7 separate regions of the Mus musculus genome follow, and all the other regions are linked to region 2. Evidence: chromatin loops called from intact Hi-C (ENCODE). Cell type or tissue: left cerebral cortex. All regions are shown on one strand.

Region 1 (4,000 bases), 170 kb before region 2:
TAATACTTTGCAGAATTGCCTTTTCACACCTTTGCCTACCTGGTTGACTTTATAGTGATGATTTATAAGAGTTTTTTAATGTATTACATTTATAAATCTTTCATCATATATATGACTTATCATATATAGCTTAATTTCCAGTGGGAAGTCCATTATCTTTCTAAAAATCTAAACTGACCTCTCCTGTGCTGACTGGGCAATGTATGTACATGTATGCATGGTAGAAATCTCTCTTTCATTTTGCTTATCTCTTGTCCCATTTATTTATGTGGAAGTCCAGGAAGGCAGTGAGTCAAGCCTGTGTGGGTGGTAGAGAACAGATGAATGTGTTAGGACAGAAGCTTGACACAAATTATGACTATTCCCATCCACAAGTCCCAGAGGACTTGATAAGTATATTGAAATTCCTCAAGCTCTACAATAGGAGAGCAAGGCTTTCTAGAATGAATAAAAGGGCCTCAGGGTTCAGCTTCCTGTTTACTTCTAGAGAAAAAAAAATATGTTGTATGATTTCTAGATAATTACCAGAAACCTCAGAAATAAAATAATGTTGTTAAATGAATTTATGTAGGTTGGCTTGGAATTAACAACCCTGCTGCCTCAATCTCCCACTTGCGAGGATTGCATAAATGCACCACTACACGTGGGACAATCAATGCATTGCTTGTAAGTGAAAGAAAGATGGTCCTTAATAAACAGAGACACATTTTTTTCTGTGTTGTGAATGCATCATTCAATAAAATTACTGACAAAGTGCAAACAACCTTTTATGGAGTACCTAGGAGCAGCACTACAAAACATTTCTGTTTGTGCAGTGAAGTAAATTTAGTGAATGGGACAGACTGTTGAGAAAAGATGGGTAGTATTTGGGAAATGATGAAAACTGAGGCTGTTGGGCAAAGAAGCAACTAACAAGAGATGTAAAGTCTAAATAAATATGAGAATAACCATAGCAATTCCAGTAGGAACTTTGAGAAGATTAGAAGATAGAACAGAATGGAAGAGAGGACAAGGGTGATTCTGCATGAAGCGGCAGAGTTCAGACCTCCTAAGAATGATACTTGAGTCCAAGAGAGGTATGGCTGAATCCACAGCTGAAGACTGTGGAGGGTTAATGGTGCCTCTGCCTCTCAGAAATTCTTGTAAAACCTACTTTATTAAAGTCAGTTGGTCATTGTTCTAACTGGCATTGTAGTCTATTCCAGCTGCTCTGCTGAGTATTTCAGAGAAATGTGTCTCTTAATATTCTTACAAGCCACATAAACAAGACAGCATTTAAGTTTCTATCTTAAAGGCAACTGGGCAACAGTAGCACCTAAAGTCAGATGGGTCTTATAGAGCTCTGCACTAATCCTTTCAGCCTTCTCTTATTCTTTGGAACAATTACTGTCTATCCATGTATCCACGTGCATACTGGAGATAGAGCTCCATCTGAATTCCATAAACAGGAACTCTAGTCTAGGAGTAAGACTATATGGTCGCTAACGATCTGCCTTTAAAGGAGCTGCTTAATTTCTGGAAGCCTTAGATACTTCTGTCAGAGGAAGATGAGAAAACATCTGACCTCACTGTGTCACCTTGGGGACTCACAGTGACAACCACGTAAAATTCAGGCCATGACATTCCTGTAAACCCACACACCATGAATGCCACTTTTGTGACTACCATTATTATTAACAGTTATCAGTGTTCTGCTTATCAGTTATCCTCTTGACCAAGTCAGGATGAAGATGAAGGCTGTCTGTCTCCATGTGCAGATCACTAGGCTCACAATATTAAATTAATTTGCTTGGGGCTTCAAGGGTAAGGTTGTTTTTATTGCTTTTGTTGTTGAGGTTTTGTTTGTTTTGTTATTGCTGCTACTGCCATGTTGTTGTTGTTGTTGTTGTTGTTGTTGTTGTTGTTGTTGTTGTTTTAGAATAAGATGTATTACTGTCTCTGGATCACCACGGAAAGCATACAGGTAGCATTGGATCTTGTTTCTGAGTTCTGTGAATACCCTGTGGTTGCAAGAAATGCTTTCCCTGTCCTGGCTAAGAGGATGTTTCCTTTTCTTCTAAATTCTGAGTAGGGTCAAGTATTCCAGAAAGCTTCATTTCAGAATTCCAGACTATTAGCCACAGAAGACCTCAGACCTCCTTATTAAAGGTCAAGATACTTTGTCCTTCTTTCCTCTGGGTGAGCATCACTCACTTGTCAGGATCAAAATTCTTCCCAGAATAGATATGTGATGCATACAAACTCTATGTAACAGAAGAAAAGGGAGGCGGGGAGACAAGACAGATTCTGAGAGGGGCTGGTAGAGAAGCACTGCTGCCAAGAGCACTTTGAGTCATCTGTCTCATTCTGCGCTCCCTGTAAAGGAGCTTGGCTGCAGGAGCTACGGCTTTTGCATATCAATGTAGGCCTGGAAATGTGAGGCAGAAATGAGTTGAAGAAACAGAGTGCAAAACACAGAGAGGGAAAGATCAACTGTGATCCTGAGAAAATCCTTACCTTACACCAAATTTGATAGGGTGTCTTCATTGAAGGAAACACAGAAACCAAGGAAGGCAGTATCTGTGCTCAGTTTCTGGGGCTGCTGCTGACTTAAGAGTATATGTGCCCATCAGATATGATGCCAGCATGGGACTTAGGCGAGACAGGAGATCACCCACACAGTACCAGTGGCCACAAAACCACACATCTTATAAAAGTACTTGATAGTCATGATCATCTTGTCCAATCAACATATCATGTTAAAATCCAACAAGAACTTGGATATTTCCAGGTAATGTGTACAAATATAAATTCAACTTCAGTTAAGTCCCAATCCAAATTGGAGTAATCAATTTGGGGGGTTAACATTCTAATAGGTTGTAGTATTTTGCTGTATATTTAATTTGCAATTACCCACTGATGATGCTGTGTGTTTCTACTGGGCTTATTTAAAATCTGTATATCATACAGGTGCTATAGCCATTCAGATCTTTTTTTTTTTCATAAAAAGACAGTGTGTGTGTGTGTGTGTGTGTGTGTGTGTGTGTGTAAGAGAGAGAGAGACAGACAGACAGACAGAAATGAAGACAGAGAGACAGAGACACAGAGACAGAGAGACAGAGAATATACACACGTGTGTGCAGAGGCCTGAAGAGGGCAATCATTTGGAGCTGGAGTTACATGTGATTGTATGCCATCAAATATGTGGGTTTGGGGAGCTGAGCTCAGGTCTTTTTGTGAGTGCTGCTAACCACTGAACCATCTCTCCAGCCCACTTATCCACAGTTTTCAATTAGGAATTTGTTATCTACTGATGGATTTACAAGTTCTTTCTGTATTTGAATACACACTCTTTATGAAATTTATGCCTTGTATATATTTTCTCCTGGTTTGTGATTTGTCTTTCTGGTCTCTCAATGGTATCTTTCACAGAACAGAGTCAATCACTTTAATAAAGTCAATATATCAAGTTTTCTTTCACACATAGTTTGGGTGTTGTATTTGAAGATTCATCATCCAACACACTGCATAGATTTTTCTGCTGTGATTTCTTCTGGAAGTATTATACCTTTGCATTTTGGATTTAGGTGTACAATCAATCTTCAGTAAATATTTGTGTATATTTGTATCTATGTGGTCTGGGTATATTTTCTAGTTTTCTTTTATAATGCACATTTACATTCCCAAAAGCCATTGTTAAAGACTCTCTTTGTTGAATCTTCTTTGCTCCTTTACTGAATAATCATCAGCTGAAAGTACTGTGTGGGTCTATGCCTAGCAAATGTGTCGTTAACAGGTACTTCCTGTGTGCATGAGAGACAGATGTAGAGGGGTGTGTGTGTGTGTGTATGAGAGAGAGAGAGAGAGAGAGAGAGAGAGAGAGAGAGAGAGAGAGAGAACATAAGCACATGTGTATCACAGTATCAAGACCAGAGGCTAATTATAAATGTATCTATTGCTCGCCACCTTATTTTTAAGACTGTGTCTCTCATTGAACCTATGGTTTATTAATTCAGCTGAG
Region 2 (4,000 bases):
GGGGCCACCCGCAGTGCACCTACAATGGTGTTGGTCCGAGCTACAGGCTTGAGTCCCAGAGTACCGATTTCAGGCTGGTCTCTGTCTTTATTCCTTCTGCTGGTCAGGACGTGGGTCTTTCTCTGAACCTACAGTGTCCAGAGAAACCTTCTGAACCTCAAGTCGACCTGGAGCCTGGGAGGTCTTTTAGGACCAAGGGAAGCCACCGTTTCCACAGTCGGCGGCTAATTCTTGTCCTCCTAGTTCCCAGTGGCAGTCCCCCTTCCCCCATCTCAGTCGCCCCAACGTTTCCAGACACTAGCCCCCGGCCACCCGCCAGCCGCTATCACTGGCGAGGGCACAGCTAGCCTGGAGCAAAGTTAGTGGCCACCTTCGTGTGCTGCCGCTCTCTCTCCCCCTCCTCTTCCTCACGGCCACCTTCTCCCGGGGACCGCGGCCGCATACTCTTGCACACAAGTCGCCAGGCTCCGCGAGACCAAAGAGTGGAACGGCACATCCCGGGTCACCCCTAGTTCAGCCCGCGCCCTTTGTGCTCCTAGGGGCCAAGAGGACCGGGTTCTGGAAGGGTGGCGCCGCAGCCCTGTGTTCGGCTCTCGGGAACTGTGTGCTCGGGGCAGCCCAGGGCGCTGGCAGTGATCCAAGGAGGGGAGCGGCGGGGGAAGCTGCGCGCAGGGGAGGGCAGAGGCGGAGAGCCACGAGCCCAGAAGCAGAGGCGGGCTCCGCACCGCCCCGCGCCCCTCACGCTTCCCGGCTCTCGAGACGCGCGGGCGGCCGCCTGGGCGCACCAGCCGGGTCACCTTGTCCCGGAGGTAAGTCCCGAGCACCAGAGCTGCGCGGGAGGACCCCGGGCCACCGGAGTGGGCGGGTGTGGCGGGCGCGAGAGGATGCCCTGGCGCAGGCGGGTGTCCTGCTCCGCCTCGCAGCGCGCAGACCAGGCGGCGGTGATGGTGTGCCGGCCGCGGTAAGTCCTGAAGGGTCGCAGTGGCCGGACTAGGGAGACACAGTGTCGCCCCGAGAGAGGGGAGATGGCGCCTGACGGGGAAGATGCAGAGAGGACAGGAACTGGTAATACCGGCCCAGGGTGCGACTTGGCGCCTTGCCACCTTGGGTACCCAGGCGGCGTGAAGGGGCTGCTGTGCGACGTCGGTTAGAGCTAGTGCGTCTGTGTCTTGAGTTCGGCAAAGCCAGGCTGCTGGGGGCCAGGCCGGTGTACTGGAACACCTAGATGATACCGACCAGTCCCTGGAGCTACCTAGCTGAGTCCAAGAGGGGCTGGCGAGAAAGGCATCCGCGGAGGTGGCAGTCAGTGAGGTCCACATGGGACAGGAAAGCAAAGGGCCGAGGGGAAAGAGAATGTAGAGTTCCAGAGCATCAGGATTGGGGTGGGTGGGTGCACAATCGGTTACCTGAGCGGAAGACCGGACTTCTAGAACCCTTCACCTCCATCCAAAACGAGACCGGTTTTTATGAGCTGTCCGGTCCCTGGCAGCGCGACAGTCTGCAGCCTCGGAGCCGCCAGTCCTGGCGCCGAGATGGGCGCAAGCAGATGCGATTAAAGGGTTCAGATTCTAATTTTGTTGTCTCTGGGCGTGATTTCTACACTTCATTCGTGTCCTCTCTGTAAATACTGGAGAGAGTGGAGCATCCATGGAGTTGGACACTTTTCTTAAGAAAGAAGGGCTTTGGGCATGTGCCTGTTTTGTTGGACCCTAGCGGTGTGGTGGAGGAACCTTCAGTTGAGCTTTGGGCAAGTAGGATAAGGGTTGGTTGGCTTTACTAAAGGACCACAAGAAGGGGTCTTCTGGTATTCCTCATTTTCTGTGGGGTGTTCTGCTAGCAGAAGCGCAGGCACACGGTGCCTCAGACTTAAGGTGCGCACCACACTCCTGCGGTGTTTGATGTGGAGGTGGCGCCTCTGCGCTGCGGGCAAGAACTGGGTTGCCTGTGTCTTTCATAGTCTCACCAGGGTTTTTGGTGCAGCAAACAGTGGTCTCAGTTTAGCTGTTTGGGGGACGTAGGGGTCTGACAAATACCTAGGGGCTGTTTTTCTGTTTAGAATCAGGCAGCGGGACATGCATCTCTAGGGCCCTCTTCTGCAGAGCCGCGAGGTGGTAACCATCAGGCTGCGAACTGCGCAGACCTGCAGCTTGAGCGGTGTGGGGGATGGAGGGGGGGACGGTGCAGGGGGTAACAACCTCCTAACATATCTCAGAGCCTGTGGATTTTTCTTTGTCAAGGTGTCTGCAGCTTGGGTGTTTGCAGAGAAGTGGTTTCAAAGAGGGGAAAGGGGGTCCTGATAAAAGTGTCTGTAGCCTGGTGTCTGTTTGGAGGAGGGGAGAAGCTGAGGGGAATTTTCAGAGAAGTTGCTCATGCCTTTGACCGCCGTTTCGAAGTTTTAGACCACAGGTGCGGGGCCTGTGGATGTGTGAGAAAGCATCTTTCTTTCCTCTTTGCTTCCTTCTCTCGCACCTAGGAACACTTTAGCCTTTTGCTGGGACAAGCTTGTCTCTGTAAGTGATCAGATGCCCTTCTCACCCTGCCCCCACTGCCTGCCCCTGCAGAGAGGACTCATAGTAAATTAGCTGCCCCTTTTCAGTGAGAGAGGGTACTGTGGTACCAGGGAAGAGGGAGCAGGAAGGAAGCACTTCAAACTTTCCTATTACAGAAATCTTCAATGATATGGAAAGGTAGAGAGATGCCCTTGGCCTTGGCCGCCTCCTCCTTGTTTCTCAGAGTCCTGGAGGCCTTGTTTGGGAAAGACTTCAAAATCTATTCCCAAAAGGATGACTGAGGGGAGGAATATTCGGTGATTCCACATTATACAAATAAATCATAGCATCATTTGGTGTCTGTAAGCCTATACAATTATGAATGTATGAATGTATCCAACAAAGCAAATGTATTGGTTAAAATAATAAATTATATTGCTGTTAAATTGTATTTTTAAAATGAGCTAGAAAAGTAATATGTTTACATACGGGTTTTTCGTGAGTGCTTCATTTTGATTTTAACTTTAAAAAGAAAAAAAATAATTTCTAGCTGACTTTACCTGTCTGCACATGGTCCTGTCTCTGAGAATGATGGCAGTTTATTGCAAGCTGGCCTGGCCATCATAATAATTCGTGTGTGTTTTGTTTCTATGCTGGATTGGATCCCAGGGCCTCACCACAAATGCTAAACATTGCTATACCACTGAGCTACATTCTGGATTCAAAATATGACTGTTACTAATGATCTCAGTAGAGCACAGATGATGTTCATACAAGGAAAGATATTCCTCTCCTCATTTATATCGCAGGGGGGAAAAAAGATAGCCCGCTACTTTTATTGGAAGAACAAGTAGACCATTGCTGGAGGAAAGACAATTACAATTACTGAGGAAAACTGGCCTTTTAAATGTGCTATACCTGTCTACCTGGGGTCTGAGCAAGATTTTAGTTGACTAGTTCCTTCAAGAACAACAAAATAATTTTTTTTAAAAAAATGGTAAAATCTTTAAACCTCAATTTGTAAATTATAAGCAATTAATTTCTTCCTCATTTAACAGTGACCTGGAAGGGCTGCAATGGACTGAACTTGTCCTTCATATTTGCCTCCTCAAATGAGTCTTATTTGCTAGGGAGCAATTGCTTATGTAAATTGTCTGCTGCTGTTGTTGGCAAGGCTCACTGAGAGTGCTGCATGCTCCAGGGGTTCATTAGGAAACCTACGTGGGCATTCCTGTCTCACTTACTGGATCCTAGGAGGCGGTGTGTGTGTGTGTGTGTGTGTGTGTGTGTGTGTGTGTGTGCCATGCCTGCTGGGATTTGGTACCCAGTGTGATTTTAGTACTATAGAGAGGTGTGCCACACCCCAGAGAAGGCTAGGAGAGTTAGCAGGAGGAATGCCTTCCCTTGCAGAGCCCCTTAGTGTACCTCTAAATTTTCTTTGAGATAAAAGCTATTCCTAAAAAAAAATGTCAGTGGTGTTCCTAGAGTTGGGTAGACTTTGAAATACCTTT
Region 3 (4,000 bases), 64 kb before region 2:
GTAAATAAATCATCAAGAATGAGTATATGAAACCTCTCTGGAAATCAGTCTGGTGGTTCCTCAGAAAATTGGACATAGTATTAACTGAGGACCCAGCTATACCACTTCTGGGCATATACCCAAAAGGTGGTCTAACATATGACAAGTAGACATGCTCCACTATGTTCATAGCTGCCTTATTTATAAGAGCCAGAAGTTGGAAAGAACCCAGATGTCCTTCAACAGAGGAATGGATATAGAAAATGTGGAACATTTACATAATGGAGTACTATGCAGCTATTAAAAACAATGACTTCATGAAATCCTTAGGCCAATGGATGGAACTAGAAAATATCATGCTAAGTGTGGTAACCTGATCACAAAAGAACACACATAGTATGCACTCACTGATAAATGGATATTAGCCCAAAAGCTCAAAACACCCAAAATACAGTTCACAGACCATATGAAGCTCAAGAAGAAGGAAGACCAATGTGTGGATACTTTAGTTCTTCTTAGAAAGGGGAACAAAATATTCATGGGAGCAAATATGGAGACAAAGTGTGGAGCAGAGCCTGAAGCAAAGACCATCCAGAGACTGCCCCATCTGGGGATCTATCCCATAAATAGGCACCAAAGCCAGATACTACTGTGGAAACCAAGAAGTGCTTGCTGACAGGAGCCTGACATAGCTGTGTCCTGAGAGACTCTGCCAGAGTGTGACAAATACAGAAGCTGATGCTCACAGCCAACTATTGGACTGACTATGAGTTCCCCAGTGGAGGAGTTAGAGAAAGGATTGAAGGAGCTGGAGGGGTTTGTAACCCCATAGGAGAAACAACAATATGAACCAACCAGACCCCCCAGAACTCCCAGGGACTAAGCCACCAACCAAACACTACACATGGAGCGACCCATGGCTCCAGCCTCAAATGTAGCAGAGGGTGACTTTGTCAGACATCAATGGGAGGAGAGGCCCTTGGTCCTATAGAGGCTTGGTGTCCCAGGGTAAAGGAATGCCAGGACAGGGAAGCATAAGTGGGTAGATGGGTGGGGGAACACCCTCATAGAAGCAGGGGGAGGAGGTATAGGATAGAGGGGGTTTCTGGAGGGGAAACTAGAAAAGAAGATAACATTTGAAATGTAAATAAAGAAAATATCTAATAAAAATAAATCAATCAATAAATATTATTTTAAAAAATTGGTTTACAAGTCAAAAAAAGAATAAACATATTACACATTTGACTACTTTTTAAGAACAGTTGGGTTCTAGCACTGCTGTAAATATGTAATCTGGCTCTTCTACAAATCCCCATGTAATAATGGCTGTCCTTTTTCAATGTTTGACTTATTCCTTCATGAAAATTATCCTCATTTTGTCTTAATTGCAAGGTTTCTATAATCAATCCTTTCTTTCTTCTTTCCTTCCTTCCTTTCTTTCCTCCTTTGTGGTCTATGACAGCAATAAATGTTCTTTAACCAGTTTCACCTCTTTTTAACCATGAAACAATGACATTACAAAACCTGCCATAGACTGGTACCTTGACACACATTGCTTTCAACATGGCCCTCAAACATGACTGAACAACCTCCTGAGTCTCAGCTTCAATCCAATTTTCTCTTGGTCTAACTTTTCTTCAAAGACATATGAGAAGGATCTAGAGTGAGAAGTTTATTTGGAGATATCCTAGAAAGGCAGACAAGGGGGAAGACAAAGTGAAGGGAAGCAGAGACTTTAAAGCCAAGAGACAAGATGGTATGAGTCATGATGAAGACAACTGAGGTCCAACCCACTGGGAACCTTCTGTGAGGTCCTCTGAATGTTCTGTCTGAAGGACAAAAGTCTGGGATATTTACCAGTGACTCATCTGCTGCTGATTGGGGGTGTATTAGACCATTGGCATTCCTAGAATGCCCTGTGGGGAGGTGAGCATCCTGACACAGGGCTGGATGATCCCCTAGGACGTGGCCTACTGTGGTGCAGGTATGAGAAAGGTGCTTCTCTTTTTCATTGGAGCTGAGATCTGCTGTTACTTAAAGACAACTCAGAGCATTGGCTATTGGTGGGGGTAGAGAGGTCCCACAAGAGCATAAACAGAGATAACATCAACATCTAGCCACATCCAACTGTGCACAGCTTGGAGTAGAAAACACCCATTGAAGCTACTGGAGCCATCTGGTGAAGAAAATGCCTCACACTCACACATCCCACTGAATGAACCAAATTACTCCAGAACAAATAAAGAAAGCTGGCATACTGTCTCCCAAGCCTTTACTTGTCATATATATATTTGCTCAGAAAGCATCTGCACCCCAGACAGCACCCACACTTACTTCTCATCCTAGTTAGCAACATTCGCACCACACCCAGAGCTTGCCATAACAGTGCCAGAAAGCAGCAGCCTCCCTCACTCCTCCGTGTCACAGGCAACAAAATGGAATTCTGCCCTAAGCTGCACTCACTGGGGCTGAAAATATTTTTTTAATGCCAAAAATTAATTTGAACACTTTTCAATGTTCATCATAAGGGATTTTCATCTTGATTTTAAAACTAGAATATTCATGGGTGTTGGCAACTCCACTTGGCTGTTTTATTCATTCTTTGACATTGAAATGTTAACTGTTTTGGAGAATAAACTCATACCTAAGAAAACCAAACTACTTCTATTAAAATAAAACTCTTTGGGAATGACTGAGCAGAAGCAGATGTGATGGGCAGTGCTGACTCCATCCACTGGCAAAGGGAAGATCCCCAACCCAAAATACAAGAGCTCCTTGGTAAGATCCAAGAGGGGGCAGGGGAGGAGAGAGGGAGAGAGGAAAAGGGAGAGAGAAGGAGAGAAAGGGAGAGAGGGAGAGAGAGGGGGAGAAAGAGGGAGAGAGGGAGAGAGAGAGGGAGAGAAGCCAGAGTGAGGTCTGGCTATGAGTCAGCTGCACACCTTCCTGGAGCATGAGTGGTCCAGACAGAATGCACCATGCACCTTGGAAGAGGCACATAGGAACCACCTTGAAAATACAGTTCAGTTTCTGTTATCCATGTGATGGTATTTCCAGACCCCAGCATCTAGCCCCAAAATACTACTCTGTGTTGTAAGGCCCTGTCCCTTAACCACCCACCTGGATCTAGATCTACTTTGGCTCATGTGTTACCCTTGCTCAATAGCTTCAATGCCACTCTCCCAACAGGATACCCTCCAAAGCTTCCAACTTTATTCCTGTAGTCTCTCTGCCAGCTTAGGTTAAAAAAATACTCTCAAATCAGATGTAAGAACAATATAAAAGCCTGTTATGATCTCATAGATTAGTATCAAACTGGTTATCCATCAGTGTCATGTGGGCATCATTTGTTGAGGATAGAGGGAAAGACAAATTCTGTATGCATTGGTGATTTCAACTGTGGTTGCCAAGTAGAACTATTAGGGGCGCTTTAAATATTCCTGATACTAAGAATTAATACCAGGAATATATAAAGAACTCAGAAGTCTATATGAGAAACACTTAAATGCAAATGGTCAATAAATAGGTAAACAATGTTCAACCTCATTAGCCATCAGAGACATGCAAAAGCAAAATACATTGAGCTTCTACCTAACTCCATTGAGAATTTCAGTCATAACGAAACCAAATAAACAGTGCTTGAAGGATCCAGAAAAGGGGAAGGCTTGTACTTACACACTGCTAGTAGGAATATGAACTAGACCAACTGCTACAGAAAATTCTCCAATACCTTCCAAACCTACAATTATGCCCCAGGTTTACTGCTCCTAGATATTTACTCAAAGAGTTCCATCCAGGTCAAAAAGCACAGAGATATTTTCATGTTAATATTTATCACAGCACTATTCACAACAGATTAGTTATAGAAATGATCTAGGTGTTCAAAGTTAGAAGAATAGCATTCAGAGAATGTGGTGTTTTGTTCCATCTTAAATCACAGAGTTATGTCATTTTCAGAAAAATGTATGCAGCTAAAGATAAACATATTAGGCAAATTAAGTCAGCCTCAGAAAGATAAACACCA
Region 4 (4,000 bases), 180 kb after region 2:
TAAAGGGCTCATGGGCAAAAAACAGCCAGTTCTGAAAATGGTTGTATCACACATAAAAACATGGAGAATCAAAGACCAATTACAGAAGTGAATGCCTCCCTACTCCAGTATGCACATATTATTATAAATACTGGGATTATGAACATGGTATAATCATAATTCAGTCAGATCATTTTTTTACCAGGATGTGTGGGCTCCCACTGGGCCTCTTTTCTTCCCATCCTTGGACTTCCAGACTCCTCAGTGTTCCACACCTTTCTTTGCCCCATTCCTATATTGCACAGGTACCTTATATGCAGGAACATGCCCATAAATATATGTCATTATAGACATTTCCATGAAGATTCCAGGATCCAAACCAGACCCCCTGTCTCTTCCCTCTTTGCTCTGGCCCAAATGGGTCTGCATGTACTCATACCATATATGTTGCTTATCAAAGTTAGACTATTAATCTTGCCTTGGGGACAAAAAACTGCTTTAAGAAAAAAAGGAACAAACAAGCAAACAAACAGTGGACATCAGCTATGCAAGGTTCAGAGCTGCAACAGTGAGTAAAACCCACATGGCACAGGTAACCTATGCTATGATCCATGTAAACCTGGTTCAAAGCAAGAAACAGCAAGTATGAAGTATGCGCAGGTGAAAAAGTAGTAACATGAGACCAAAGAATACCACACACACTTCAAGGAGGTGGTAGTTCTGTCCGAGAGGAGGCATGAGGCTGGCAGGCAACAGAAGCATGACTGGAATGCTGTCAAAATCCAGCTCTTGGGATGAGTGGAGTTCACACTACTTCTAATCATTTTAAAGTGTGTGCATTCACCATACACAATGTCTTTTGCATGTGTGTATGTGGGTTGTGCTTATGCATGTGTATGTTCATATTTGTACATATTTGTACATGTGTGCACATTGTATGTGTACCCCATTTGTACCCATGTGTGTGTGTGTGTGTGTGTGTGTATGTGTGTGTAGACCAGTGCTTGAACTCAGGTTCTCCTCAGTTGTTCTCTGATTACTTACTGAAGCAGGGTTTTTCTGCTGAACTCAGAGCTCAAAGATTCTTCTAGTTGACCTACCCAGCTTGCTTCAGGAATCCCCTGCCTTCACCTCTTAAATGCTGGGATTCTATCAGGGAGACTATGCCTATCTAGCTTGAATGTGGGTGCTGAGGATTCAAACTCTGGTCTTCATACTTATGCATTAAGCACTTTATCTAGTAAGCCATGTATCCAGCTTAATACACATTTCATACATGCATGTGCATGTACACACAGGCAAAGGCACAGTGCACACCATATGAGTGAGGTTCATGTGTGTGTGTGGATGTGTGTGTGTGTGTGTGTGTATGGTATGGGTGTTCATAGTCTTTTCATTTAGTATGAGCTAGGAACTTTTATATATCTCTGTTCTCAAGTCCCAGCAATCTCCATGTTTTTTTTTCTTTTCTTTTCATTGTAATGCAGCAGCTTGAGACATAAAATTTAAGGTCAGCAGACATGAACGGCAAAGTCCCATTCACCAACATAATCACACATCTCTGAGCCTCGCTTTCTTCATCTTCAAAGTAGGAGAGGCAAACACCTGGTACAGTAGCACTGTAAAATGACAGGACAGACAGGCATAATATAGGGGCTCCTGAGGAACAGCAGTGACAGTTATAGTGTATGTGTGATTCTCATTCCCAGCCCTATAGCATGGCTGCCCACAACTCTGCAACTCCCTCTGTACTTGACTTACTTTGGGGAAAAGATGTGTAAGGCATATGTACTTAGATCTGATTAAATCTGATCCCATTAATAATGCCCTTATGAAATATGCATGTGGGAAAGCTATTTTTACATTCGACAAGGAAACTGAGGCACTCGAAGTTCAGGTGTGGATTCTACACCACAATACTGCTTCTCTTCTCACAAAGGAGCAATACAGACCCCCAAAGGCTGCTGCCCACATATGCAAATATCAGCACAGCTACAAAAGGGAAAGACCCAGTTCAAATGTTCAGCCAAGGGCATCCAGCCCCTGCTGCTCATCAGTTCCCCAGAGCTGCTGTCAGCCTTTTAGAGATTCTGGCGGCTGCTACCAGGGAACTGGAGAAACTGCTGTACTGAGAAAAATGTGCGCTTGAAAGAAGAAACCTCTTCTTGGAAGAATTTTGGTTCACAACACAGCTGTGCCGACCTTCCTTTCATCTCCAGAAAGTCACATAGGTGCATGGTACTTCCCTGAGGTTCCTGCTGCAGGGTAGGACTCAATGTCTACAATGGCTGTGGTTGCAGCAGTAGTTCCCATTACCTACTCTAGTGAGCTGGAAAAATATTGATGACACGAGAAAACCAAGCAGGGTTGGGAAGGTCAATTCTTGTGTTAGAGACATGTTAGGAGGGGGAGGAAAGAAAAGAAAAATGAAGCCCTGGGTAGCTGCCCCTGCAGCTCCCTTTATGGATTTGGTTCCAGTGGTTTGCTTGAGAGACAATCCCAGGAAGCACAGGGGAAGTGGTGTGAGGCCCCAAAAGGGCTGAAGCTAGGAGAGGCTGCCTGTAAAATCAGGCAATGGCCATGAATAGATGAGGTTTACCTCACCAGGGACCCTGAGGGCCTATAGGCCACACCCCCAAGACCCACTGTAGGAAGGTGGGGCAGTTGTCCACCGCTCTTGGCTAGAGCAGCTCCCTGGGTCTTGCTGGCTTAATTGTGTGTCTGGCTGTCCTTCATCATTTGCAGAGACAGGGTAGGAAGGGGTAGAAATGAGGGACTCATCAGCCTTTTCAGAATAAGAGCCCAAGGAGTACAGCAGGATTGGCTTCTTTTTCTCGGAGAAGCCTGGACAGGAAACAAACATGGTTTAACATATTGCTTCATTTTTCTAGCTTTAATCTCACTAACACCCATTTGAAAGAGTGAGCAGAAGATGGCATCTCTTTTCCCTGCCCCCACCCCTTACCATCATATTTGGAGGGCCGGGAGACATCACAGATAGGCAGAGGCCAGAGCCAGACTAATGAGACCTGGAGGTGTCACGGATGCTGAACACACACCAGACCTCAGAACCATTTTTTGGAATCCTTTGCCACTTCTTGGTGCCATGACAGCACCCAGCTTCCACTCTCTGGGAACAGAGGCTGCCAAGCCGACTCCTTTCTGTGGAGCTTTTAAAGAACACATTTTTTTAAAACTTCCTACCTATCTTTCTCCTTTACTGTGAGCCCAAGACTGTACAATTGCAAGAGTTTAAACAATATACACTGATAAGTAAAAACCACCATAGGCAACGACAGTTCATTAACATAACCCACATACTTGAAGGTGTGGAGGAAGCCCTGGGAGAGTGAAGTCCTAAGTGAATGTACATTGTTGACTTGGGCACAGCCATAACAAAGACCAAGGCATTGGACCCATGGCAAATTGGCAAAGCTATCCTTACATGGGCCATGCCTAAAGTTTTAAAACCTTCTTTTCCTCTAGTCTAACTACAAGTTTTACAGACAATTGATCAGTGTGTACAAACACTAGCAACTGAATCTTCTTCCTTCTCCTATATGTTAACTGTCTGAGACTGGTTGTCTACAGAGACTAGACATTCCTGCCCCAGTGCTGTACAAAATAAACATGCTGAGGTTGGGGGTATGTTAGTAGGTGCCACTCCATCCAACTTCATACGCCCAACCTGACCCCAGCTTTTCTGTATGTATGTATGCCTGTCCTTTCTTTATTCTTTTGTCACCCTTCATCAAAATTTCAGGACCCAAGCCATGCAGAATATAGCAGCTTATGTTCCTTGGAGCCACTGCCTGCCCCACCCACCCTCCATGAGAGCTACTGGTCATTATTCTTATGCTTATTTCTGTAATAAGAAAGCTATATGAACAAGTCATGGGAAGTAAGCCAGAAAGGAGCTCTCCTCTATGGAATGGTACCTCTAAAGGTATTCCAGAGTACCACATGACCAGTATTAGAGACTATGTAGGCTTTTGAGTCTGGCGTTCCACAACCTACCTTC
Region 5 (4,000 bases), 190 kb after region 2:
ACCTGATTGTACACATTGAGATTTCTCTAGGTTTTTTTTGTTTTTGTTTTGTTGTTGTTGTTGTTGTTGTTGTTTTGGTTTTTTTTTTTTTTTAGCTTGCCAAAGAAGGGGAGCACTTTCTGGAACACTTATTTAACTTCATTCCTCTTCCTTTTTTGGGGGGGGGGGTGGAATATCCCTAGCACAGTGCCACAAACAACTGCCATCCTTGGAGGAAGATAGTTCATAATTCCTGTCAGGTAAGAAAGACACAGGGTTACCAAAGATTGGACAAAAGGTTAGAGTGCTGGAAAGGAGACCCAGAAACACATCCAGAAGTCAGGTATGGAGGACTTGGTACAACAGGTAAGGAAAAGGAATTCAGGATAAAACTCAAAAGGGAAATGGAAGAAGGGGCCAGGGCTGCTTGCAGGGACAGACTTTGCTGAAGGCATGTGAAGAAATGATTCTTGCCAGGACATTTGGGGTGAAAAAAAGCTACCTGTCAACAAAGACATAATATATTGGGCTCTTTAATGAATATACATAACCTTTTGTATTTGGGATTGTGGACCTTTAAGATCCTTTGGCTCTAGCAGCTAGTATTGTCTCAATTGAGATGGGCTCAAGACAGCCACAGAGATTCCTTTGAAGTTTTCTACAAGAATTCTGCTTCCAGAGCCTAGTCATGGCACAATTAAAGCATATGCCTTGCTACAAAAACAAACTCTAAGCTTACAGTTCTCAGCCCCAGGCTCAAAATGCTTTCTCTAGCCCCAAGCCACAGACATATGGACATGCAACAGTCCAACCCTAGAGATCTAGCCTCTCTACATGAGTATCCAACCATATGTTGCCTTAATCTTAGATATTAGGGCTAACAGACCTACATGGCTTCATGGAACAAACTCTGAAAACAATACAGTAAGCCTCTGTGCCTTTAATGAGGAGGACAAGAACAGAAGGACAATAACTTCACTCACAGAGGCTTGCCACCCCACAGATGTTACTTGATGTACATCGTAGCCAAGAATACCTTCCCTACTACAACAGCTGGTGCAGAAATACTGCACATCTGTGTTGATGCCTGAGTCATCCGTATGTGGTGGCACAAGTCAATAGGATTCACTTCTACGTGGTTCCCCCTACTGTGGTAAGGGAAAGTGTTTGGCTAAGGTGTCTTGACTGAAATCTACTCCACTAAGGCATGGTCCCTAACTTTCTCCCCTCCCACCAGTACCACCACCAGCAGCAGCAGCAGCAGCAGCAACTTTTAAGGGTAAGTAAAGAGAAGCATGCCTCTACTACAGCAACCTTTATATATAAGGCCCAACATTAGAAGCGTATGATATAGGTTAGGATCCAATTCTGCTCCAAAATGGGGAATACTGGCTCATCAACCCAACTGTTCTGTGTGGCCTGAGGGAAATACACACCAATTCCAAATTTACCTGAAAACAGACTCATATCTTACTTTCTTGGCACATTTTTGAGACACTAGATGACACAAAGCACAACTCAACTTAATACACTGGCATAAAACTACCCAATACCATAAACCTCTTTGCCAGACCTGAAGCCTGGACAGTCAAAAACAAGCTTGTATGAGCTCTCTGAGCCTATTTTTCTTCTTCCTTTTTATTTAGTTCCTTCTGCCCTCACCTTACCTGGCAGTGTTTCAAGGTACAGATGTGGCAGAAACTGGGAACAAAGCTTACCAGACGACTCATTCTCATCATGGTTCATAGTCATGGAGACCTCCAGTGACTTTTGGAATGTGGCAGGAGGAAAAGATGCCAAGATTGCTTGTGGTAACTGCTATGGGTACCCAGGGCTCACAGCACAGTCACGCACTGCCTGAATTAGACCTGGACATACGGAGCTAATGTGGAAGACAGAGGCCTGTGACCATAGCAACCCTCACCAGGAGCCCCATTTGAGGATGATTAAGACACATTTGCATTAATTAAGCATCCACATGTCTGTGTTGTCCAGGCAGGACAAAGGTCTACAGAGCCTCTCTCTAGCCTTTGTTGCCCTCTACTGGGCTTCAGGAAAGTCTGCTATATACAGGAAATCTAGCCCAGCAGGCAGATTTCTGACTCTGCTCCTTGAATACTCCCAGCTGTCTTTGTGAGCAGTCAGCACTTTGCATGCATATCATCTGTAATACTGTCCAACTGCTGCTTTACCTTCAAACTCACTAGGGGCTCATCATGTAGCTGTCTAACCTCCAACACCACAAACCACTCCTCTGTTTGAACTCTATCATCTGTTGTGGAAAAGGCAGAGTGAGTCACAATTTGTGACATGCAAGGACATGTGACGTTCTGCAACTAGGAACAAAAATTAACTAAAAAAACAAAACAAAACAAAACAAAACAAAACACACAAAAAAAAACCCAAAACAAAACCAAACAAATCAGGTCTCAGAGACATCTTCCAAACAATTGTGAGCTTGGTGTTTGCAGGGAAGTGAACTGGGTGCCAGGGAGAGAAGAAGATACCAAGGAAGGAGGTAGGTCCCTGCCAGCTGAGCCTGGCTTTCCCAGAAGAACCTTACACTCCAACACAAGTTTATCCCTGAAAGTCACCTTTGGCTCCAACAGAGCAAGTCTTACTGGAAGAAGTGGGTTCAGAGATGTGAATACTTAAGTGCAGAAAGGAACACTCTACCATGAAGAACACAAGATGGACTAGATCCTAGGCACAGGGAAGCCCCCCTCTAGGCCCCCAGACTATAGCTTCCCCTCATAAACATCATCTTACTATGTATCCATGCCACAAAAGAACTCTAACACCCTGTTAGCCTCCTTGGCATGGCATGATCTGGTGTTTCCTAAAGATAATACTCAGTCTTCCAGTGCCATTTATGAGTCTAGGGAATACAGGAAGCTATTCCAAGGCTGGGTGGACTGAGTGACAGCAACTTTTATTTGTATATCTTCCCAAATTCATGATCTATGCTTTCCTTTAGGGATAATGCATAAGAGCAACCCCTTAACAGCCTAGCATCCTGAAATGGAGTTCCAGACCCTCATGCCATCCTCCCAGGCAGGTAGTTTGAGTAGTGAGAGCTCATCATGACATAATCAGAGATGTCTAGAATGCCCTGTTAGTACTGACCAGGTGGACAACATAACAACTACTCCCAGCCTCTTCCTCTGGATTTCTGTAGTGTTTGTTTTCAGAAAGTTACTACAGGCTTCCAGAAGGGAGACCAACCCTCGTGGAAGTCTGACTTCCAGAAGGAAGAAGTCCCCCAAGGTATAGAGTCAGAAAAGTCCTGCAGGGGTCAGAGCTACACTCATAGGTGTTGGTCTTTGGCACAGGAAGTCCTTTGGCTAAGGGAAGAAGGTAAAAGGCACAACAACCCTTGCTGGGGCTCAGCCTTTTTGATACAGCCTGATGAAAGATCCTCTTAACTTTTATGTTGCTGATTCTTCAGTTTGTTGCCATTGGCTGAATGATCCAATCTTCTTTACCTACTACTGGAAACTCCAATTACCACTCATGTCTTGGACATGAAGAAAGTCAATGGGTCATAGACCCTCCATGAACCTTGCAATAACTTAGCTTCTTGGGGAACCTTCTTCCTTGCGATTTTCCCCAATCCCAGCATTCTACTGTCACAGGGTATGTCCCTATGTGTCCAACTGGTATTAGCCCTGATGTCACCTTCACCAAAGAATGTTGCCAATCACAACCTTTAAAGGCAGCTGACCAAGGTATATCTACCCCTGTGTTATCACATTGCAATTCTCTGCTGTCCCTGGAAAAGGCTGTCTGTGTCTCCTGAACTCAAGTGGAGTGTATAACATGACCATCCAACCTATCAGCATACACGGCTTATGGACCTTTTGCTGGGCACTCGGCTTCTTGGGGTCAGGGATACCACAAGACAACACTACAATCTGTTCTGGATACAAACCTCTGACCTTCTTAGTCATGAGTGTTGTAAATATCCTTGACTAAATCAGGGTTTGGGGTGGGTTATCATGCAGTCACAATATCTAAAACA
Region 6 (4,000 bases), 410 kb before region 2:
TGGATGCTTACAGTCAGCTATTGGATGGATCACAGGGCTCCCAATGGAGGAGCTAGAGAAAGTACCCAAGGAGCTAAAGGGATCTGCAACCCTATAGGTGGAACAACATTATGAACTAACCAGTATCCCGGAGCTCTTGACTCTAGCTGCATATGTATCAAAAGATGGCCTAGTCAGCCATCACTGGAAAGAGAGGCCCATTGGACATGCAAACTTTACATGCCCCAGTACTGGGGAATGCCAGGGCCAAAAAAAATGGGAATGGGTGGGTAGGGAAGTCGGGGGAGTGTATGGGGGACTTTTGGGATAGCATTGGAAATGTAATTGGGAAAAATATGTAATAAAAAATATTAAAAAAAGACTGATCTCTGTGATTGCAACTCCTTAGACCCTTTTCACCTTGAGTTCAGCTGGCATCTTATATCATCCCAGATCATAAAATGGTCTGTCACACCTATATGCAAGACAGTAGAGAAAGCAGTCATGCAAGCATATCCATGAAAGCATTCTGTTTAGTGCTTGTTTCCACATGTATGCTCTTCTACATATGAACAAATGTGACATTGTAGAAAGTGTTCACAGATTTTCTCCTAGGCATTGATTTCCAACTGCAACTGGAACTTAATTTATTCTGTTTCTAACTTGACCTGAGGGTTTTATATTTTATTTGGAGACAGATTCCCAAGCAGTAAAAACATTTACACACAAAAGCATCTCTCTCTCTCTCTCTCTCTCTCTCTCTCTCTCTCTCTCTCTCTCTCTCTCTCTCTCTCTCTCTCTGTCTCTCTGTCTCTCTCTCTCCCTCCCCCCCCCCGGCACTGTGAACACTAGATTAGATTGAGAAACAATAGAATACAACACTTACAACAATGGCTGCAGACAGGTAGGGAAGGCCAGAACTGTACCTCATTTTGGGACTCTGAAACACCTGGGGAGAGTGACTTGCTGCCCTTCTCCAGTAATGCACAGTTTAATCTATGGAGAGGTTCTATATCCACTAGTTCTTTTTCAGCTTCAATCAGGCTCTAAAGTCAGCATAACTTCGTATGCTTGGACCCATGGTGGCTCCTCTGCCCACTTGCTTCTTGCCACCCTTCCACCCTGTAAGGGTCACATGTCTTTTTATGCAGCCAAAGAGAATAGGAGATTGACTCTAAGAAGCCAAATAAAAGCCCAGCTATTGTAGTAAAAAGAATGATTTAACTCCTTCTCCTCAACGACAAACTAGGTAGTATAACACAACCATCCATATCCCAAAAGCAAGATAAGCAAAAGGAGGAGTGAGAAGAGTTGGAGGAGTTGGACAGGAAGTGGGTGTTAGAGGAAAAAGATGAGGAGAAGTAGGAAAGCAATATTTGAGGAAGGACTTCTTTCCTGTAGGTAACTACTTACTAACCACAGCAGCTCTTCCCCCAGTTCTGATGATTCTTGAAATTTATTTTTTTTGTCTTCAATGACATAATGTGTTACTGTCATAGCTCCGTTAGTACTATAACCAGCTTTCTGGGTAAATCATTGTATCAATTGCATTACAATATTTTAGGTCAGAAGGTAAATCTGACCCCTGTACCTTTTTGAATGACTTTTTATCATGGGTCAGTGTGGAGGGCACTTCACGAACTCAAAAGGATTGTTTAAGCAAAATTCGTGATCTCTCTTCAGAGAATAGAAAGCCAGTTCTGATGATAACGATGACACACAGACATACATGAAGAGAAAACACTCATGCCCGTAAATTTTTTGGAAAAAAAAAATTAAGAAAGTAAAGAACTGAGAAAGCTTCCAGAGTACTAGTTGCTGGGTGGTCTCTGATTTGGAGATGAGTTGATGTCCATTAAGTTCACTGTTCCTCTGAAGAGAACTGGCCATTCCAAGTGACTGGAAAATGGGCAGATAACCTTGGAGACGAAGGAAGCAATGTTTGTTTACGTTAGCATCTTACCATCCCTCCATAATGAGAAATGTTTCAGAGAAACGGCAGGTGACATGGTAGGAGTGTTTCTAAAGAAAAGAAATTATCAGGGAGTTCTGGAGCAGAGGGAGGGAAAACTGCTGTCTGGTGTTTTGCATGAGATAAGTTAATTTCAATAACGATGTTGATAATAAAAATAATAATATCAAGTCTGTAGACTTTAGCTCTCCCAGTCTATCTTAAAACATATTTGCCACAAGCTCAGAAGGAAGCAGCAGTGATTTCAATACCTGTGAAGAAGTTTGTTTATGCCATTGACTGACTGGAAATGTCTAAAGGAACATGTATTGAAGGCACAGTAGACCCAGCAAGGTATACGTATGTTCTATATAGGTTTTAAAACATTCATTTACTTAAAGCCTCAGGTTATGAGAATCTAAATTACTGGCCTTGGAGAAAGATGTTTATATTCATAAGCCCACTGGGTGGCAGCATCCTCACGCTTATTTTAAAGCCTGGCATTGAGGACAGCATGAGGACACTAAGACTAACTTGCATGAGAGAGAGCTTCTTCACCCCTCCCCCCCCCCCCCCGTTCCATCCCCCCCCCCCAACACACACACACACACACACACACACACACACAGAAGTTGTTACTGTCATGCTGGCTCACGTTCCTGTTTCAGTGAGTTTCTGATGGTGACATTCTCTTATAAGATTTTTTTTAGAGCCATCTGACAAAACCTTACTCTAGAGAACTCATTCTTCTCTCCCAAAACCCAGCACATAGAAGTGTTGACCTAAAACCTCTTCACATTTATGATCTGTTTTGAGAGATTTAAGGTGAGGTAGGTATCAAAATTATAATGTCACTATAATTAAAAACATCATATAGAAGAGTAGTAAGGAAAATTAAGATAAATCATATCTTAGAATCAATGCACAAAATATAAGTTCAGTCATCAACCTGAGGGGAATTGGTAGAATTAAAAGGTTCATATGCTCAGGTGGGTAATCTTGAGATCTTAAACTGTCTTAAGTCATCATTAATAAGGTCAATAAAAAGCACAAATTTTTAAAAATCAAATTTTAATCTTAGGGTGTGACTTGAGTAAATAACAAGTTAAAATGACCACCCAGGTCCCAAATCTGTGAATTTGTAACTCTTCACACACTCAACAGGGTTTCTTTAAAGCAAAACAGAACAACAAAACAAAAATCTTAAAAGATCTTCTTTTTTTAATGATCCTCAAAATTCCAAAGAAATAACAACTGCTAAGCCTGACTATAGATTCTCACACGCCCCCAAAGAACAGAACTTCCAGCAGCTACTGCTCTCCTAGAATCTTCACAGGTACACATGAACAGGTAGGTATAGACACAGTGAAGACAAGAGACTCACTCTTGTTTCTGGAAAACAACAACCTGAATATGCCTGCCATGTTACCATGACATCACATAGATGTATTGGAGGCATGTCAGGAGGTTTGACTCTAACATGTTCCCCTGAGCTGAGGGATATTGTTTGAGTATTCACTGGAGCATGGGGCAGGTACAGTAAGAAAGAACTGATGGTCTGACTTCTGTGGTTCTCTTAAATAGCAAAATTGATAATTTCACTTGCTGAGCTAACATATAAGGGTACCTTCTCAGAAGACCCTGGATTCAGACCGGTCTGCAGAGAATGAGTTACTGTGCATTGTGCCTTAACAGAGCAAAGACACAGTTTCTATCTTTGATTAAAGGAAGGGGTAAGGGGTATCTGAAATCATGTACCCTGCATGCAGCCCAGACAGAAAGACTGTGAAAGAAACATCTTCTCTGGTTTTGAAAGAAAGGTACTCCTCTGCCTTGAGTTTCTCCCAACTCCCCAGCACAAAAACAGAATATTGTGCTATGCAGCACCCTGCTTATTGGGGGCATGAGTTGAGCAAACCCTGATTTATGAAATCTAAGTGTGAGTCTTCCTATTTCATGGATCATGTGATGCTGTCATCAACTTCCTACAGTCAGTAAATTGGCTAATCATAATAAGTCACATGTTGTATAATGTGCTTACTTCAACCTAAACACAAATCAAGAGAGAAT
Region 7 (4,000 bases), 170 kb after region 2:
TTATCGATGGCCCACCAACATCACCACTACCACCTACGGGCATACTCTGGGTTTCCAGTTGACGACAGAGGACAAGGAAAATACAGACCCTGGTCTATAATAAGTACTCACAAGTTCAACCCTTATGAGATAGAGAAGTGGCACTCAGGAGATTCTCTGGAAATTTCCTGGTTAGATAAATAGGTTCACCCTCCTCTCTGGGCTTCCTCTGCCTCCCCTCCTCTGTCCTAGCACAGGCTTACCAGGCTGGGATAAGACCAGACAGTGGCAAGCTCTGCAGCTTGCTGATGTCCCAGGGCTGTTTGGGGTTAATGCCAAGAAGGGCAATTACAGTGAATGATGTTATAGGGCATTGGAGTGTTTGGGAGTATTGCTAGATAAAATGAAACCCAGCTAATTATAGCTTAATTAATTAATTACTGCTGTCCTTAGAGGCTTCTCATTTGAAATTCCCCCCAGCTCTGCGTCACAAAAATCCTTGTCCACCGTTAGCTTCCAAGCTCAGTGCCAAGACAAGAAATGAAGGAAGAAATTTTTTAAAACCTAGCTGTAAAAATAATTTTTAAATTCCAAGTTTTTCTTTCCCAGTCCCAGTTCCCAGAATGATGACTCTGAGACTAATAAGTTACTATTAAATGCCTAGATCATAAACTTTGGCTCATTCCCTGACTAGCTCTTAACATATTTAACCATTCAATCCATTCTATGTCTACCACCTGGTTGGTTACCTTTCCTTCAGTCCTGGCCCACATCTTTCAATTATTCCTTCTAGTCTCCTCTGCATCCCCTCGGTGTCTCTAAGTTCCTCTACCTGCTGGTGTTCATCCTTCTCCTCAGGCTGTCTCCCAGTCTTCTCTCCCTCATTTTGTCCGCTGATTCTCCCATTGTGTCTCCCTTTATTCTCAAGATATTCCCCCAGAACCCTCTCATCTTGCCAGTGTCCCACCTCCTATTTCCTGCCTCAGCTCATTGGCCATCAGCTTTTCTCTCTCTACATCTAGCTTTCAAGATTCAGAAGTCAGTATCCAGAGAAGACATTCAGAGGCAGATGTGAGTTCTTATGAACACATCATAGATTTTCCATCTCACTAAATCAGAATCAGGACATTGTGAAAAATGAAAACTCACAAGTTATCTCCAAGTCTGACCACCTAAGGCTCATGGCATGTGTTATTATTTTTAGGTTAAGTGAATAGTATGGTCTCTTGTACTTACATATAATGCAGAAATATAGCAGATTTACCCTGAAAAGGGGAGCCACTGAGAAACTACAGATTTTTTTAGGGATGATTATGAATGTGAGTTAGGGAAATCCGTAGAACAGTGGGCTCTACTTTTACACTGACCAGAGTGTCCTCTGCTACAAAGATTTAATCTTCCTGGGCATCACTGAGAGCTACAGAGGATCATGTGTCTTGGCAACATTCATTCCACTAGCCCATGAGCCATGTGACTCAGCCATTTCCCTCCATAATGCTACAAATTAAACCAACATCACTCCACTTCCTGAATCAAGGAGTGTGTGTAGTTTAGTAAAGTGTGTCCCAGCCAGCCAGCAAAATCTGAACACAAAGACGCATGTTCCTCAGCAGTTCTAGTTCTCAGGGGGCTTCTAGAACTGACTTAGAGGTCCTTCAGTACTTACACGGGCTTCTGAGGTCAACTCTGGGATTTTTCCTAGCCTCAAGACACCCATTATAGAGATAGCTCTGTAGCTACATCTCCAGACAAGAAGAAGGACTATGTTTTACATAGTGATTTCTTATAACAAAACAAAACCTTTTCCAGCGTTCTTATGGAGATTAATGAGACCTACCTACAATAGCCAACTTCCCTCCCTTGGCTAGTGAATCTAGTCTTAACTTCAGAGAATGACAAGGAAGGGAGGAGCTAGAAAAAACTGCTTCAAAACACTAACTCTGAGCCAATGCCTACTCTCTATATTACTTTTTACCTCATGACCCCAAGAAGTGTAAATCTAACTAACCCCCTGCCTCATTATATAACCAAATACTCAAGCACAAAGATGAAGGCCTTATTCAGAATACTTTCACCAGCAGATGAATGTCACCAGTCCTAGCTATGGTACGGGTGGGGACAGTCAGGAATCAAGGGTGCCATAGCACTCCAAAGAGAGGTGCCTCAAGGCTTCTGGGATACAGTTAACAATATCACACACTAATTTTCTCTCTTGGAAACGAGAAATAGTTTCCTTCTCCATGCTTTATTGGGTTATAGGAGTTGAAAATGTGCTTTAGAAATTGTTTTCCTAGTGAAAATAATAGCATTGTTGAGTAGGAAGGACTGCACTAGAGATGAGAGCCACACCCATCTCTGATACATCTATTGTTCCTAAGACCCATGTGGCGTCACATTAGTGGTCTGTCCTGGATAGTTCAAGACATGACTTTCTTGAAACATGAGAGAAGGAGGACTTGCCATGTGGGGAGCAGTGACAAACACCAACGCTCCATTTATTTATTCATTTATTTATTTATTTATTTATTCATTTATTCATTTATTCATGTTAGAGCTTACCTGGAGTCTAATCTTTATGAGAATAAATCCTGTTCCCCTGTGTCCTGGCCTGTATTTGTGGAACCTGTCTGTAATCCAGTAAAGTTAAACACTGGGAACAAGACCAGCAGAGCTCTCTACTCGCCATTCTTTCTAACTTGTTCACTCTCTTCTTTTCCTCTTCTAACTCTCCAGACAAACAAAGCTGTGGCCAAAGGAGACTTCCATCAGGCCAGCACCAGCTCTCGGAGGGCCCTGTTCCTGGCAGTCCTGTCCATTACTATTGGAACTGGCATCTATGTGGGTGTGGCTGTTGCCCTCATTGCCTACCTCTCCAAAAACAACCACCTGTGAGCTTCCCAAATGCTGGCATGAAGGAGGGGGAGTCAAGCCAGCTGTACGAGGGCAGAGAAGAGACACCTGTGTGTTACTGTACAGTACAAGTGATTGCCAAACAACTCCATGATGCCCTGGAATCTTCTACTCCTGGAGTTCTTTCATTTTTATCCTTCAACTTCATCTTCAGCACTGTGCAGAGCACCAGGCAGCCAGCGTTGCCGATTCTTCCACATGGAAGTTCCAAAGATTCCATCCCAGTGGCTGACCCTGAATGAATTCTATTGGATGGATGACAACCCAGCTCTGCAGCCTGCCAGTGCCTGGACCAACACCCCATTAGCAATATACAAACAGTTAAAATATGTTTATTTTTTATGGAATATGGTGCAATAGGCAGAATGCAAGAGACATGTCACCACTAGCTTGTGGCCCGCTTAAATCCTCTATGTGTACCCCATCTTTGTGGCTTCCTTGTCAGAAACAAGTGGGGCTGAGAAGGGAAAGAAAGCACCTGCTGGGAGATCTTCTGTCTCTGTCCACAGATGGATCCTGCCTGAGAATGCAGAATTAGAGGAGCATAACGCCTGACCTGGCCCTGCTCAGTCCCAGCACGCTGCCCCAGCTTGGAGCATCAGGCTTCTTGCAGATACCCAGCAATACACATTTGTGGGGCCTCACTAATCTTAAAGGAGAAGAAGCCACAGCTCCTCGTAAAAACAAACCCAGTGTTTTCCCCCAGGAGCCTGGGGGAAAGGAGCTGTGAAGACACACCAGATGTTTAACTCCTGGACACTCATCCTGGCCATGAACACCACTGATGTTGGAGATCCTGGAAATGAGATGGGCCTTACTCTGTCCACTAAATGAATGGCTATTTTCTTGTCATTTTTAAAGTGCAACTCTTGCTTCATGCTGCTTCAGTTGCCAGATGAATGCTGAGAAATAAGTAATCACAGATGTTTTAATACCATGTCACTGCTGTTTTACGAGTGTTCATTATTTAACAAAAATTATCTTTTAGCTTGTTTGCTTACGACTTTTCTTTCTGATGAATGGTGATGTTTGGACTCTGCTTTCATGATTTACTTCATGCTTTCCTGGAGGAAGAGCCAGCCAGCATGCAGAAACTGTGGTTGGGTGGCCT

The links. Peaks named below come from ENCODE experiments on the same cell type or tissue, not always from the same donor. Only the 100,000 strongest peaks of a DNase experiment are listed, where the experiment ranks them.
Region 1: a loop joins it to region 2, with 8 times the contacts of the local background. A loop is called at or near these places in 2 of 42 quality-filtered maps.
Region 3: it touches region 2 in a loop (4-fold over the local background); 3 of 42 quality-filtered maps call a loop at or near these places.
Region 4: it touches region 2 in a loop (2.8-fold over the local background); 4 of 42 quality-filtered maps call a loop at or near these places.
Region 5: a loop joins it to region 2, with 4 times the contacts of the local background. A loop is called at or near these places in 3 of 42 quality-filtered maps.
Region 6: a loop joins it to region 2, with 3 times the contacts of the local background. A loop is called at or near these places in 2 of 42 quality-filtered maps.
Region 7: a loop joins it to region 2, with 2.4 times the contacts of the local background. A loop is called at or near these places in 5 of 42 quality-filtered maps.

What each region holds. Positions count from the first base shown.
Region 1 is chr2:149,664,264-149,668,263 of GRCm38, forward strand. No RefSeq gene overlaps it. Among named protein-coding and RNA genes, the nearest start is that of Gm14133, 130 kb to the right of the region's middle. In left cerebral cortex, no CTCF peak of the experiment used is centred here; DNase peaks (open chromatin) are centred at 303 and 2,334; H3K27ac peaks cover 637 bases.
Region 2 is chr2:149,830,117-149,834,116 of GRCm38, forward strand. Syndig1 (synapse differentiation inducing 1) reads left to right here and starts at 667. Exons shown (of 4, transcript NM_001085521.2): 1 at 667-809. In left cerebral cortex, CTCF peaks have their summits at 1,718 and 1,921; DNase peaks (open chromatin) are centred at 283, 726, 1,115, 1,525 and 4 more places; H3K4me3 peaks cover 2,985 bases; H3K27ac peaks cover 2,807 bases.
Region 3 is chr2:149,766,456-149,770,455 of GRCm38, forward strand. The region is part of intron 1 of Gm14133 (predicted gene 14133); the gene reads right to left. Among named protein-coding and RNA genes, the nearest start is that of Gm14133, 30 kb to the right of the region's middle. In left cerebral cortex, no CTCF peak of the experiment used is centred here; DNase peaks (open chromatin) are centred at 1,772 and 2,278; H3K27ac peaks cover 233 bases.
Region 4 is chr2:150,014,476-150,018,475 of GRCm38, forward strand. No RefSeq gene overlaps it. Among named protein-coding and RNA genes, the nearest start is that of Zfp120, 120 kb to the right of the region's middle. In left cerebral cortex, no CTCF peak of the experiment used is centred here; a DNase peak (open chromatin) is centred at 2,111.
Region 5 is chr2:150,022,108-150,026,107 of GRCm38, forward strand. No RefSeq gene overlaps it. Among named protein-coding and RNA genes, the nearest start is that of Zfp120, 110 kb to the right of the region's middle. In left cerebral cortex, a CTCF peak has its summit at 2,020 (motif pointing left); a DNase peak (open chromatin) is centred at 1,999.
Region 6 is chr2:149,420,347-149,424,346 of GRCm38, forward strand. No RefSeq gene overlaps it. Among named protein-coding and RNA genes, the nearest start is that of Cst10, 17 kb to the left of the region's middle. In left cerebral cortex, a CTCF peak has its summit at 2,378 (motif pointing right); a DNase peak (open chromatin) is centred at 2,409.
Region 7 is chr2:150,000,465-150,004,464 of GRCm38, forward strand. It overlaps Syndig1 (synapse differentiation inducing 1), which reads left to right. Exons shown (of 4, transcript NM_001085521.2): 4 at 2,713-3,928. The coding sequence ends at 2,871. Among named protein-coding and RNA genes, the nearest start is that of Zfp120, 130 kb to the right of the region's middle. In left cerebral cortex, no CTCF peak of the experiment used is centred here; no DNase peak of the experiment used is centred here.